2 separate regions of the Mus musculus genome follow, and region 1 is linked to region 2. Evidence: chromatin loops called from intact Hi-C (ENCODE). Cell type or tissue: heart. All regions are shown on one strand.

Region 1 (8,000 bases), 130 kb after region 2:
CCTGTCTCGAAAAAAAAAAAAAAAATTCTAGAGAAGGAGGATTTGGGGCTTGCTGAATACAAGCCTTCTTGAAAAAAAAAAAAATTGCAAGCTTCAGGTTCCATGAGGTATCCAGTCTCAAGGGAAGAAGGCAGAGAGCCCATAGCCTCCCAAAGAATATTCTGCAAGGAAGACAAAAACCTGTGTTGCTCACCACTCTTCCTACTTTCATTTCCTCAGCCTGTATATGAGGAGCACAGGCATAGCACACCAGTCCCTGCTGAAGACACGGCCGTGAACGGGAACCCAAGGGTCCTGTCCTCACAGTGCCTACATTCTGTGAGAACAGGAGGCAACTCCCTAAAGTCAGGGGAAACTCTCTGACCAGGATAAGCCCCATAAATAGATTGAACAGGATGTGGAGATAAAAAATACCAGGGAGGAGTCACTTCAGATAGTAAGTGCAGGAAAAGGTCTCTCTGACATTAAAGGTGACATTTAAGCATTCAAGACTTGAGGCATGAGGAGCTGACCATGAAGCAGGCAGAAGAACATTCTAGACAGATAGATGAGCATGCTCCAAGGCTCCAAGTCCCGAGCACTGAGCAAATGCTGTGTGGGAGCAAGGCTGGAAGCAGACAGGAACCACAACCTGCTGAAGTTGGGGATCCCTGATCAGATATGCACAACTGATTTTAAGCCAATGGGAAAGGTCTTAAGTAGGAGGGCAACACAATCTGACTCATGTTTCCGAAGTTGTTTTTGACTGACACAGCAGATTTTCAGAAGCTCTCCTTTTGGGCTGCTCTATGGAAAGTGGGTTGGGCTGAGTGGAAGGATACGTTAAGAATGTAAGACCAAAACTATACAGTGGTCATATACTTCATTCCCTGCCTCAGCTCAGGCTGACTTACCAAGTTGCATGAACCACGTTTTTAACTTATTCCAAATCTTAGCACGCATTCAGCAGGGTACATGTGCCCTAGACACACCACGGCATTACGAAGAATGGTCACGTGGGTGTTATTTCCTGTCAGCTATCAAATTAAGACATGTCAAAATAACATCAGATGGCTGTAGATGGTGTTTCTTAGCGTAGCATGTGTATCGTCATGCAGGAAGCAGTAAAGCTTGAAGATCTCTCGTCATTTTCCCTGAAACTGAAGACTCTGTCTACAGAGGAATGAAGCTTTCGATACTGGACTTCTAAACTATCTATAGAAATAAGAGTTTACTCAAGTCAAGGAGCTTAGCGCTGACCATCTATGTTATCCTCTGAGGGGCTCAGCATCGGTCTGGGATCTATATGCACAGTGAGGGTCTATGTGCCATGCGGGGTAGAAGTAGCAGGCCAGAGGTATGTGTGGCTAGATGGGGTAATGACCCAGAAGAGGCAATTAAGAAACAAGGACATTTATACACACTTACTCACACGCCTGTGCGCATGTGCGCGCACACACACACACATACACACACACACACACACTCGGAATGTTTTCCCCTTTGGCAAAGAGACTGATCCTGGGTATGACAAAATGAACTGTCCTGGCAGCAAAGTAGAGAAGGGCCTGAGAGCAGAGCTGAGAGACAGGACCTCCATTCCCCTCACCACCCTTGCCACCTTCTGCTGGAGAGATGGTGACAACCAACAGGCTACCTGGAAAGTGACCCTCTGGACATCACACGTGTTGCAGAGAAACAGCTTTGTCACATGTCCATCTTGGGCTAGTGACTTGTCTGACAGGGAAGGATTAAGTAAGAATTAAGAGAGATGCTCCAATGTGAAGGAATGAGAACTATGCTCAAAGCCAACAAAGACCGCCCCGAATTCCCATAATGGTTCTCACTTGTACGTTCACTTTTCTTCTGAGCAGACATTGTGCTCTTGTCATCTTGCCTCTGACAAATGATGCTCTCAGGGATGCTCTCAAACCTTTCTAGATGTCCTCTCACCCTGCCCTGACTCATTATTAATACTTCTCGTGATGGCCATCAACCTAATCCCTACCGACTCCTTATATGCACCTTTGGTTAGGCACCCATCTTTCCTTTCCATTACGCCGGTGTCTGCTATATTCTACACAGAAACAGCGCACAGTGGGTACGGTCACTAGCTGGAGGTGATTCCCACCTGTAATACGATAGGCATGTAGACTTCTGAGTTTATTAGGGGCCTTTGCTATTCCTGTGGCTTGTTAGCCTCAGTTCCCTGGATGTGGTATCTTCTGAAGGACTTTCAGTCTTGTTCTAACCTGGAGATAATCTAGGCCAAACGCTTATCCCTGCTGGCTGTGCAGCCTTGTGGAGTAAATAGATAGGCCCCAAGCCAGATGCCTGAGCTTGCTTCTTGCTGCCACCATGTACAGATGACCGAACTGAAGTCCCGACAATAGTAAAATGGAAACAAAGCAAGCCCTGTCCTATGTTGCTTCTTAGGAATGAGCCGTTAACTGTGTAAATGTTTGGGCTGGTTACCCTGGCACACAACAAGCTATTCTGAAGCATGAGGAAGCTGTCCATTGCTCCTGTCTTCCCTCAAGGAAAAAAAGAATCTAAAATAAGAAGTGGTGTTTATTTTAATGCCTGGTTCAATACAAATTTTAAGTGTAAGCGTCCCGGCAAAGTGTGTCTTCCCCTGTCAGGATGGCCTGTCTTGAGACTCTCACCCTCTGTGCCTGGTACAAAAGAAAGAAAGACAGGCCAAGGTGTCCTGGGACTGCTTCCTCCCTGAGTGACAGCTGGTGCTGTCAAGAGTCCTTACTGCTGCTGAGCACAGACCTTCTGGCAAGGGCTGGCGGCACAGAGGCGCCCAGTCTCCCTGCCCACCTGTCAGCCTCATCCAGGAACAGCAGAGATATTTGCTCTTTTCTTCCCCTGCGTCCAGCAAGCCCCAGCTCCTTCATTACTGCTTGCAGTCCCGGCCTGCCTCCCTTCACCCTCCCGGAATACAAACTCTCCAGCCTATTCTTCCAAGAAGGGGATTAGGCCCAATTAATCTCTGGACAAATGTCAAGGAGTCTGGGGGGAGGGGCCACCTTTCAAGTGCCGCGCCCCAAAGAGCAAATCAAGCCAGACGTGTGCCGCCCTGCTCGTCCGGCTCTGCACAGGGGCGAGCTGCGGCAGCTGCCAACACAATCAGCCAGGCCTTCTTAATCTCAGGCTTAGCTTCCAAGGGGGGCTCGCTTTCTTGCCAGCCTGTCCTGACAGACCGCAAACACCCGATGCTGGGGCTCCTCTGCCTCTGCCATCTGTGCGGTAGGGGGAGCTGGACAAGGAAGCCCTCCCCCACTCCACCCCAATCAGCCGATGGCAGCAGCCCTCTCTAACTCTGGTTTCCTCTCAGCTCCCAGGACGGCCTTCTTCTGTCTCAGCCCACCCTCAAAGGGCCTGCCATTCATTTCCAAGGCAGCCTGTGCTCGAAGAGAAGAGACCTAGAAGGAAAAGACTCTGGCAAACACTCAGGCAAACAGGCTTGGGTGTGAGTGATGGGAATTTGTAATTTGTCATAAAAATTATCTGATACCACAGATTCCATTGACCTGACAGAGAGAAGCCTGGAAGGACCCTGGGAATTTTTTTTCCTTTCTTTGCTATGATTCACAGAAAGACTTAATCCAATCCATGTGGGGTGTGGTTGTCCTTGCAAAACTCCTTGAAAAGTGTTTCTCAGACGCTACCTAAAATCACTCCAGCTTTTTTATTTTACATGCTATTGACTAGTAATGTAACATGCTTCTTTTTATTCTCTCTCTCTCTCTCTCTCTCTCTCTCTCTCTCTCTCTCTCACCCTCTCTCTCTCTCTCTCTCTCCAAAACCTGGCTTAACCAGCAGGCTATTAAATAGTACTTCCACCTGCTACAGCCCAGTGAATCAGTAATTAATTCTCATAATGGTGATCTGGAAAGATTTCTAGAGTCCCCCGGAAGATCCAAGAACTCTCTCCACCCCACTGGCTACCCTGCTGGCTAGGCATATGCTCATGGGAGTGGGTGAGAGACAGTCAGGTGTCCAGGCCTGGTGGTAACACACACTAGCTGTGTGACCTTGGGTAAATTACTTAACCTTTCTGTCTGCTGCCATTTTCGAATCTGCAATATGGGGATGTGATGTTTATTTAAAAAGAAGATGGCTCGTCCTCTAGCTAGGGGCTGTGTTCTGTGAACCAAACACTGCCAAACGTTTTATCTGAATTATCTCATTTAACTCTCACAACTGCTGGGTCAGTATTCAGTGCATTTCATGATGCTCTAATTGGTCCAGAATTACATACCATGGCACCTATGGTGGTGCTAACAAGAGTATCTGATTGGCATAAGCATCTTCCTTCTGTTGGATGGCACGAGCAGCCTGCTTTACAGTTACAGTCATTACCTAAAATGCTTTTGTGCTGAGGTGCCTTGCAATTCACAAGACAGTGTGGCTCACATAACCAAGGCATGGTCTGAGGACCATCTTGGCATTGAACACAGGAAGATTCATGCAGCAAAACACGTGAATGTCCTCCCTAGACAGGAGGAGAAAGAGCCGCCTAACATCTCAGGGTAGATCTTGTTATCGAAACAACCCAGTACAGGCGGAACTGACTCTAAATAAATAAGTTAGAGAGGAAAGATGTTGATGGACGTTCAGATTTTCAGGACTTCATCAAAATGATGTGGAGCCCTGTTAAGATCAAGGGCTAGGCTTCTAGTTCCAGTTCTGACGGGAGTTACTATGCTGTGATCTTGGAAAGGTGTGAGGCTACTACAGTAACCTGACTTTTGTCAACAAATCCGGTCATCGGTCCTGCCTGGGGTAATATGCAGCCCTAGCTGTGAAGCTCAAATGGGGTAGGATTGTTCACTCTTTGTATGAGTAAAGTGTTCTGCGAACTCATGTTGTTTATCACCTTCTCAAATTATTTTCAAGATGATTATAGCTTTAATTATGCACTGTTTCTTGTTGGAAGGGCACAGTGTTGCTTGCATGGGACGAGATCCCCAGTTAAATCTCATGTACGCATCATGTTGTTCTTTCTCGAATGTCGATAAAGACCAGCGCTGGCAGGATGACCGAATCGTTGAACTATTTCTCTGACTTCAGCTAGAGTTATCCTTAGTAGGTAATGACACGCGGCTGTGTCAGATCACTCAGGTACTGAACGCCTGGTGGACCTTTGAAGAATCAAGCATCCCAAGGGTGGACTTGACCCTACTCTCATCCCATCCAGAAGCTCTGCTTGGGTGTCTCTAGCCTGCACAGTCTGTGGAGAAAGCATCACCTGAGAGCCTCATGACCTAGTCCTGTCTCTCTATCACCTGAGAGCCTCATGACCTAGTCCTGTCTCTCTATCACCTGAGAGCCTCATGACCTAGTCCTGTCTAGCCTCTGATGGTCTCCATGATCCAGGCCAAGATACAGCACCTCTCAGATGAACTCTCCCAGTCAGATGAGCCTGGTTGGATGCAAAAGAGGGTTGGTTTGCTCTGGTAGCTAGCGCTCTGAATAGAAGACAATCCTCACCGTACCCAAAGTCTCCTGGTCCCTGGCTTGACTATGGTACTAATGTCAATCTCGTGCAGCTGGTGTCAACCCAGCCAAGACAACTGAAGCCAGTACAACCAATAGCAGAGTGAGTCACCCATATCTGTTTTCCCTTGGCAGGGATGCCTCCTCCCTCAGGAATGCCCCTCTCTTCACTCACAACCAGCATCCATAAGAAAAGCCTGTGGTCTGCTTCCCTTTGCATCTCTCCATTCCTTCAGCTTAAGGAGTTTCGATGGCTGAGGGATCCGCGCCATTAGTGAGAGCTCTACACAATTAACCATGAGGGTTCCTCTCCAGCATCCTGGTTCTCTCTCGGCTGGGGAGCCATTGGCTATGTTCTTTAGATGTTCACATCTGCTAACAGTGGTTCCTTGCCAGCTGAAACGTCGCAAAGGGGCTGGGTGTGTAGCTCAGCGGGAAAGAGCATGGTGAGCATGCACAAGGCCTTCCCTCCAACCTCTAGCTTTATTACACATAACAAATAGTCTTTGCAGAGCCTCTACCAAGCCCAGGGCTTGGATGAATGTGGCAGGCAGTGTAACAGACTTAGGCAGCACTGGGCTCCGAGCCTGAACTGTCTTTGCTTCAGAGGCTGTGCCGCAGTGGTGCCAGCACAGGGTGGGGGGACTGTTGCATTGCCTCATCCCTGAACTAAGCGTGTAGACTGTGATAAGAAAGCCTGTAGATAACTGTGAAAGACAGAACACCCAACTTGGCCTATCCGTGTGTGTGTGTGTGCGTGTGTGTGTGTGTGTGTGTGTGTGTGTGTGTGTTGACATTTACATTATCGACATCAACATTTAATGTTGAAAAGTCATGACTGAGGTTGCCATGACATTTGGGGACAGCAAGTAGTAGTTGCTGACCCACCACCTGCTGCCCTCTGCCGCTGATAGGAAAGCTCTGGACACAGAGAACACCTTACCCAAAGGCCACACCGGAAATCTCTCGCCCAAGCTGCCCTCTGGCATCACTCTTCCAAGAAGCTGAAGGTGGACGGACCTCTGCTGCTGGGTAACTTTTAGCAAATGTGCCCATTCAGCTAAAAGGCCAAGCCCTGCGCACACACACCCAGTTACTGCTGCAGGGCAGGGGTACTCTCTATGAGCTTAGCATTCTTTGAACCAGAAGTAATGTTGCCATATTCAGAACCTGCACTGCGTGGTCATAGGCTTGGTGACAATCCAGTCTCTGAATAAGGACGGATAAAGCCACCCATGTACAGAAGATGGTAAAGGAAGCCAATGGCACAGCTTTCACAGAAAATCAGCAATTCACATAGGCTTGGTGACAATCCAGTCTCTGAATAAGGACGGATAAAGCCACCCACGTACAGAAGATGGTAAAGGAAGCCAATGGCACAGCTTTCACAGAAAATCAACAATTCACAAGCATTTCCCTTGTAATAGGTGTTGTGGAGGCTAACCAGCCTCAAGAGGTTTGACATAGACTAACTCGGCTGGAGAGACTATAGGGTACTCAACTCAAACATATGAGAAAATGAAAAGAATATGAAAGTTGGGGATGACAGCCTGTGCTTATGGTCCTAGAAGTCTGGAAGGTTGAGGCAGAAGGATCAGGATTTTAAGGCTAGTCTGGGTTATACTCTGAGTGTCTGTCAAGAAAGAAATGGGCAGAATGGAGGGTGGATGATATAATACTTTAAAGGTGGGGGGGGGTCGTCAAACAGCATGAGGCAGCAGGAGCTCTAAAAGGTGAGGAGATTAGAAGAGAAAGCAGGTGGAGCAGTTCCTGCAGGTGAGAGGCCTCATGGAGGCAAGGAACACAGACAGGTGAATGTGGTCTGCCCTTTGGGAGGGTATGGGGACACAATTGGGAAAGTCACCCTGAAAGGTTTACCTGTGAGCCCAGGTGAATTAAGGTAGACAGTTACCCCCATCCCTTCTCTGCCTCCTTCTCTGAATCAAGGTAGTTACCCTGCATCTTTACCTAGGGTTGCTCTAGAAATGTACAAAGTATCTCTGTCTGTGTAGAGTCGCTCACAGTGTCAAGGTCCCTTGTCACTTCCCAGGTTCAAGGATATGGCCAGCAGCACTAATGGCTAAGACTCTGCTACATGCTTTTGGGTGTCGGGTGGGAATGAGCTGTTGGCTCTTCACCCTTAAAGGTGAACACATCAAGTAGTTTCCCCTAGAAGTTTAAATCTTACAACAGGTCGGAGGTTATTTGGGTTCAATACTAGAAAAAAAAATTTAAGTCTTAAGGATTTCAAACCTCAGAAATTATATCTGTAATTTTTCTCCTTTTCTCACCTGCTACGCCAATCAGAGCCACATGTTATGACCCCACCTCCAGGGCATATCAAGCATGCAGAAGCTTCTGTTCCTGCTCCTAAGTCACTCAGCTCAATCCCTTGTTACTTTCCTTCTAACTGGCATAGCATACTACAAAGTTGTACTTGTCGAGACCTCTCTGTAGTTCATTAATTCTGTCTGCCAAGCCATCGAGTGCACATTATGATGGGTGCAGTCGCG
Region 2 (8,000 bases):
GTAAATAAAGAAAATATCCAATAAAAAATTAATAAAAAAAGAAAGCAATACAGTGTGCCTGTCGGTTATTTCTTCATGAAGAACGTGGGTCTGTAACAGTTCTACTTGCAATTAAACAACAGGCTGTGCTCTCTGGAGACAGCCCCAGCACATGCGCATCAGAGATGCTTCACACGCTGTCTCTCAGTGTGAGAGGTGACAGAAACTTGAGAGTCAGGACTGAGCGAAACCGGTCACATACTCTGCTTCCTCAAGGACAGTCTGAAGTAAAACTGGCCTGTTACAGTAAACAAAACTGCCCGGTGGCAAAAAAGCATAATGATTACTTGAAGTTCCAGTTGGTGCCTTGATTTCTGCCGAGATTTCCCACCACCCCCTTTGCACTATCTGCACAAAAGCCAACAGGACAAAAAAAGGGAAGGAGGCCTTCGTGTTTCTAGGTGAAGAGTTTTGACCTTAGCAACCCAAGGGATGTAAGGACTGCATTTTGAGAACAGCAACACTGCACATTTAGAAAAGCCTACCCTACGGCACATAGTTTTGTTTTTGTTTTTGTTTTTTGTTTTTGTTTTTGTTTTGTCTTTGTTAAAACAAACCTCCACAATAAAAATATTCTAAGTTGTTGTTTCTTGATATTTCCTTTTTTCTGTCCGTTCAACTGTTTGAGTTTCGATAAAATAAAAAGCTACAAATCTCTTGTTTCGGTCTCTGTTATGGCTACTTAAGTATTTGTGACAGCAAGGATGAAGAGCTAGGAAAAGCACACAGCAACCAGCGGTCAGTGTCAGGAGCATCCTTGGGTGAATGACGGTCGCAGTCGACCTGTTCTCGGGGATTCATGGAGAGAAGAAAAAAAAATGAGGAATTTGGACAGGACTGTGCTATGATCCCCATTATTCTGGTGCTTTTTTTTTTTTTTTAACTTTCACACAAAATAGAAAATGGCAATTATTTCTTTTAAAATAATTTTTCATTTTTAAAAAATCTGGGAATATTTGGATGAAAGCAGGAATAGAATTATTTTTGAAGGACCTAGGGTGTCTCACAGGTGGCACTAGGCACTGGTTAGTGACTAGATGCAACAGGCTCACTAACAGTGACTTACAGTTCTTACAAAGGCAGCTGCAAATCTTTCCTCAGTCTTAGACTCCGGCAGAGTACTTATGTAGCACAAGCATGTGGACTTTATTATTGTTTTTATCTCCCCATAACTAAGGTGAGTTTATAACCTTACATGTAATAGGACATTTGAACATAATTATCAACAATATCTCTTTTTAAAGTTGCCCAGTCTGAGTAATGAATTATACGTTCATGAATTAGTTGTGGACTGAGAGCTGTCTCCAGGTCTCCTGTTTATATTCTTGATGAAATCCACCAAGGTCCTTTAATGCAAAACTCTCATTTTGAATATATACTGTATATTCTGTATCTGTAGCCTTTCTTCATGGATTTAATCTTACGAAGCAGTGTGTGAGAGGAAAGAGTAATTCTGTCCTCATTTCAGACAGGAGGAGACAGACTCAGAGGGCACACGCAGTAACTTGCCAAATGAAACCAACAAATGGGTTAAACCGAGGTTTGAGTTCTGTTTGTTATGCTCATGTTCTTTCCTTAGTTTTTTAAAATTAAGTTTTATGCAGTTGGCATCAAAACAATCTGGCCACATGCTGTGAAAGTAGGTTATGGGGTTTTACCACCCACACACAGACAGGCACACGGACAGACAGACAGACACACACATACATACATACATACATACACACACACACACACACAAACACACAAGTCATAATTTCCCCTTTCCTTATCTATCTATCCATCTATCTATCATCTATCTATCTATCTATCTATCTATCTATCTATCTATCTATCTATCTACATATCTATCTTCTTCCATGCCCAGACAGGCTTTTTTGTGTAGCCTTAGCTGTCCTGAAACTAGTTCTGTAGATCAAGCTGAGGCTAGTCTCTGCCTCCCAACTGATGGGATTAAAGGTATATACCACCACCACCAGTAGTCCTGGGTGCTGGCCCTACAGTCAGCTCTTCAGATAATGCCAACACATTGGAATACATGGACCACTGTGTTAAACCATGCGACCTTCAGAACTTAGTCCCCAGTTATTGCTTCAAATAAAACATACTTTCCAATATTGAACTGTAGTAAACACAGCTCTTCCTTGGACACTCTGATTTTCATAGGTAATCATGAGGTAACTATATCTGAATATAGTTTTGTGTAGGAGGTCTGTTGAATGAGGTGATATTAACTCTCTTGTGACTTGATGCTCTTTCTGGGAGATTTTCCTAGACCCCTCCTAAGGTGAAGTGGAAACTCTTGTAAGAGAATGTCCTTTTGTTTGTTAACATTGCAGTTTTAGCAACAGTGACTGTGGCTACATAATCACACAGCTTTAGCACAGGTCCTCGGAAGAAGGTATTTTTGAGATGGTTGATGAAATAAAGCTAGAATTAACTGGTTTTGTTGCTAAATGTGCTAAAATAATGTAATTACTGAGATGAAGAGCCTGTTGCTCTCTACCAATTGCATATATCCAATTCACACATCAGAAGAATAATAAAGACCGGTTTATTCCATGGGATGTGATGCATTCTTGGCTTACCATATAACAGATGTTGAAAAGCACATTTTCTCAATTTTGCCTCAAACTGAAGTGTGGAAGGTGATTCTACAGCCTGCCCTCCGTGTCTGATTGTTGCTGTCCTTGGAAAACCCACTTTACCTTTGTATCATGACAAGCATTTCTTGGTCTCATACAATGAGGCAAACACTTTGGTAATGACAGATTTTGTCTGGGAGAAAGGATCTCGTAAGTCCGAGGTGGGTCTCCAGAATAGCTCACTGCCAACAGAAAAAATTAGCTAGAGCAAACTAGTATGTCACATGTTGGCAGAAACCCCATTCTAATCTGGGCCAGATATAGCTATCAAAAAATTCAAAGACAGATTTGAGGGGTGATATGCCATCGTCTCGTTTTGGTTTTGAGGTGCTTGGTGCTTTTTATCCATGATAAGAGTGTTCAGGTCATCTCAGGAAATAGAAAACGGTGCTACAGACCCTGGGAGAGGAAGTCATCTGGGTGAACAGTGAGGGAGGCAGCAAGGCACAGGGACCTAGGAGATGAGCCAAACAGTGTAGTTGACACGCTTAGCAAGGTGGGACCACAGCCAAGGTTCCTCTGGCACTAGGCTCTCCTTGGCCGGAACCACAAGGAAACATTGTGAACTGGTCTGATGGGAGCAGATCTGATGCTGCACCCACTTGTCTCTCGCTGGCCTGTGGCCATGTTTGGTCTGAGTTCAAAGGTAACACCATAGTTAATGTCTGACATCTATTGGATGGTGCATTTAAACGTTGTCCATTATCAATATCCTACTTAGATTAATCATTAGATAAGCTAAGCAGCTGCCTGTTGTTGAAGGTTATTGGCGCTGAGAGAGCTTGTCTACTCCATACTGATATTCTGAACACTTGGTAAAACTCACCTTAGGTTATCCTGTGCTAGCTCTAGGCTATCCTGTGATGATTGGAAGCCCTTAACCGTATCATTACTTTAATGAGAATGTACCTTTCATTTGTAGATGCTTACAGGGAAACACGCCAAACAGATACAAGAACAATCTGAGCTGCTCCAACAAGTACACATTCCTCCCCTAGGACTCACCATTTGGGAGAACACATTTATTTTGATGGCAATGGAATGGTTTTATTCCCTCATATAAGCATGTTTTATTTTGATGATGCTATATGAATGATATCTTAAAAGTATTAATAAAAGGAAAAGTGTTTATATAACTGAGGGCTTATTGTTAGGAATACAACTTAAAAAAATATAAAAGGGCAGTGATGTCAAGCCATAGAAATGGTTAAGAACCTTTTTCTGGGCACCTGTACTGATCTTGTAGATATCTGAGATGCTCTTCATGCTGACATGAAATAGCATCACAGTTTCTCAGTCTATTCATGACCTTAACAATCATAATCTGGTACATGTATGAAATGTGTTTGGGGGCTCTGACTGTGTTTGGTTTATAGTTCTCTTGGTTGACTCTCAGACATGTGTGACAAGGAGACTTGGTTAACAGTGTGCTTTATGATCAAGCAATGGCTCTGGACTGGGGAAGTTTGTGAAGGCATCTCTTTGAGGATGACTCAATAGGTAAAGGCACTTGCCACCAAGCCTGATGACTTGAATTTGATCCTTGGGAGAGAACAACTCCCAGAAATTATCCTCTGACCTTCATGTTGGCATGTACACACACACACACACACACACACATACACACACAAATAAATAAACACATAAATAAGTTTAATAAAAATCAAAACTCCTCAAATGGAAGTTAGTTACTATATAATTAATATATATTTGATATAATACAGTTTCACCTGCTACTGGGCTAGCCTACCTGTCACGGTAGTGAATATTCAGAAAATGCATGTGACTCTTCTTTAAGGGGTCTGCAACCCTATAGGAGGAACAACAATATGAACTAACCAGTACCCCACCCCCACCCCCCCACCCCCGTCCCAGAACTGTGTCTCTAGTTGCATATGTAGCAGAGGATGGCCTAGTCAGCCATCAATGGGAGGAGAGACCCTTGGTCTCATGAAGATCATATGCCCCAGTATAGGGAAATGCCAGGGCCAGGAAGTGGGAGTGGGTGGGTTGGGGAGCAGGTTGTGGGGAGGGTATAGGGGACTTTCACGATAGCATTTGAAATGTAAATGAAGAAAATATCTAATAAAATAGGGTTTTTGTTTTGTTTTTTAAAAAGAATGTGAGTGGAGCTCTCAGAATACAGGTTGATTAGACAGTCCACTCCAAGCAAAAGCAACAGGGCAGATGTGGCTGGCTTGCTAAGAAGCCTGGCTGTGTTCCATGGAGCAGGGTGTGGAGATTAACCGATGTTTCTTTCTTTTAAGAAAGAATCCCATTTCACCTCCTAAAGTGCTACTCCACCCCCTGCTCCACCCCAGGGCCCTTCACGCACACACACATGGCCTTGTGGCACTCACTTTTAGCAAACTGCATGCAACATTAGTGGTTGCCCTTTAACATACTTTACAAACTACATGATGTAACTTGTTAAAGAAAAATTACAAGAAAGCATCTGCATTCCTAGATGGCAGGGCAGGGAGTCATCAGCGCTGGAGCCTAACCGTTCAGTTGCTTCATCCCAAAGAGCCAGCGGGGTACCACTGAAGCACTTTCAAAGTAACCTCTCACTTGCTGGGGTTTTTTTCCAAATCATTGTGTTTAATGCAAGCACCATGAAACGCTCTAGATCAAAGGGCCTGTAATTATCTGAGATTTCTTCAGAACTTAAATTTCATCAACTAATGTGACCAAGAGAGATCTCAGGTATAAGTACAGACTAAACCTTCTAGGTGTATGAAGCATACAGGAGATACTTCTAACACACACACACACTCACTCACTCACACACACACTTGTTTGTTTCTACTACCCTTAAAAAGAATGCAATGAGCCATTTTGTTCTTAGCTGACAGATAAAAGGGTATCCTGTGAAAGTTACTAGTACATTAGAGACGGTTCACCAACATGTACTAGGCTTTCATCTAATGATATCAAAGCTTTAGAAAATGGGGAATATTAAATGAAGATTCAAGTTCATTATAGCCTTAGGAATGCATATATAACCTGCATATGTAACTGAGTCCCTGGGAACTGTATCTTTCATGTTTGTGGCCTCAGTATTGTGACAGTGACTGCCCAGCATGTGGCAGATGCTCCACTTGTGCTTCCTGAAAATAGGGAAGATATCGCGGCATCTCCACGGTGTAAGTGAACCATGGTGTGGAGTTGGCCCAGGTGGCTCCCACCCGATGTCTTAGCATTTGTCAGGCTGAGGTAGGATTGCAAGCTGCAGGCCAAGTTAGGCTGTGTCATGAGTTCCAAACCCAGACAGAAACAAATTATATCAAGTCATGTTAATATCCCAATTTTCTCAATATCTGTCTTGAAATATTGAAGGCATTGTCATCACAAAGTTCTTGCAAGAGATGGTATAAAATAGGAAAGGCCATTGCAGGTTTGAATACTGCGGTTTGTATCATTAGTCTTGAGGGAAACTCTCCCATCATTCAGCATATTCTTTAACCTGTGCTTAGTCTCTTGATACAAGAGAATACAGCATCTCATACGGGACTCAGCCAGTTGGGGATCCATAGCTCGGTCTTTATGAAGCTCCCCCACCTTCTGCTTCCTGTAAATCTAACTTTGTTGCATGTGAAGGCCTCCAAATTCCGTGAGTCTCTTTCAAAGATTTGAAAACCATTCTTACGTGTTCTTTCTCACATGACTTCCAGTGAACCTCAGGTCTTCTTTGCCACTTTGGGCACACTCCCTTCACAATGCCATTGAACCAGCATGGAATACTTATATCCAAGAGGATTTTTCCAGACATATTTTTTCCTATATTAGTTGTCTCAACCATACTGAGCACACATTAAACTTGAAATGAACACCTCAAAGCTATTTTCTCCCAGTAACCATTGCTTATTTGTATGGGGAATTTGTTTGCATCTGAGTTTAGCACATCTCTGTGTTTATACTTAGAATTTTTGTCTGTTTTGGGATGATGTTTTGAGTTCTCACTAAGGACTGCAGCCATTTGGTGAGATTTAATGGCAAACCATGTTAGTGCATAATATATTCAACATAAATACTAAATACTAGATAAGCTTAAAGATCAAGCCAGAGAATTTCTATCTGATTCCCTGTGCACACACCATACGCCCCTTAGATCTGTACTTGTTTTGAGCCCTACAACTAACTGGCTAAGCACACACCCCCACCCCACATTTTCATTCCCTCCAGGTTAAGCAAGACTAGATTCAAACTACACAGGCTCCTTTCTCTGCCTGGGAGGGCATTTCTTTTCAGTTTGAAGCCCGCTGAATGAAATCTTCAGTCTTTGAAGTTGTTTTCCCTTATCATCCATAGGGTAGACCTGACTTGATGCCCCTGCCAGACTCGACGACTTGACCTTAACCTGAGGCTTTTCTTCTCTTCTTCAGATCATGTTTATCCCTGGGGGGGGGGGGCGCACACCCGAGGGAAAGAAGTGAAGCAAAGGCTGCTAAGTAGAGAGGAAAAACGAGGTTGAATGAGATCCCCCTCATTCCTTGGCATCTCTATAGAAAAGGAGGCAGAGCTGGCTGTGTTCGGTGTGTACACGAAAGCCCTTCACGAAATGCAACTCATAGCAAAATGATGGGTTAATGAAACCTGGGGAACCGGAGTCTGCTTCCAGTCAACAGAGTATGCTTTTAATAAGATCCCAAGTTTGAAGGCTTTAGAGCAATTTGCAGTTAGACTGCACCTTCCGAGATCTGCAATCAACAGGCTCAGACTTGCAGTTGGAAGCCTTTATTTATGTGGTTCAGGCGAGGCTCTACCCCTGAAGGCCGCCCTTGTTTTTAGAATAGGAGCCAGGGGAAACATTGTAACCACCACCTTACTGTGACTTCGAGCCAGCACTGAACGTTATAAATCAAGGTGGAACTGAATTACAGAGCCATTTGGCCGAAATACTGTCGCTCTTTCTCTTTCCGAGCTGGAGATCAAAGCTAAGGTTTTGTGCATCCTGGGCAAGCACTGAGCTGCATCCTCAGCCCTAACATTGCTCTACTTTCAAACAACCAAACAAGCAGACATCTTCAAGTCCATTCTGTTTGTCATTATAAACTGTGTCTCTATTGGGCTGAAGAAATAGCTCAGTGGTTAAGAGTATATACTGCTCTTATGGAAGACCTGAGTTTGGTTCCCAGAAACCATGTAGGGTAATTAACAAGCCCCTGTGCCTTCAGTTCTGAGAGGAAACAACACCTCACCTCATGGGCACTGCCATCCACATGCACACATCCTTACACAAGCATCTCCACACACTGAACAAACGAACGAACAAACAAAAAGTAATTACAAAGTGTGTCCACTGGGGGAAAAACA

Evidence for each region. Peaks named below come from ENCODE experiments on the same cell type or tissue, not always from the same donor. Only the 100,000 strongest peaks of a DNase experiment are listed, where the experiment ranks them.
Region 1: a loop joins it to region 2, with 2.1 times the contacts of the local background. A loop is called at or near these places in 2 of 42 quality-filtered maps.

Annotation. Positions count from the first base shown.
Region 1 is chr5:99,476,587-99,484,586 of GRCm38, forward strand. All of the region lies in intron 2 of A930011G23Rik (RIKEN cDNA A930011G23 gene), which reads right to left. Gm42125 (a long non-coding RNA gene) reads right to left here. Exons shown (of 2, transcript XR_880471.1): 1 at 5,277-8,000; 2 at 3,761-5,239. Among named protein-coding and RNA genes, the nearest start is that of Gm42125, 7.5 kb to the right of the region's middle. In heart, a CTCF peak has its summit at 3,214; a DNase peak (open chromatin) is centred at 3,075; H3K4me3 peaks cover 980 bases; H3K27ac peaks cover 2,737 bases.
Region 2 is chr5:99,345,220-99,353,219 of GRCm38, forward strand. The region is part of intron 3 of A930011G23Rik (RIKEN cDNA A930011G23 gene); the gene reads right to left. Among named protein-coding and RNA genes, the nearest start is that of Gm35314, 18 kb to the right of the region's middle. In heart, no CTCF peak of the experiment used is centred here; a DNase peak (open chromatin) is centred at 3,202.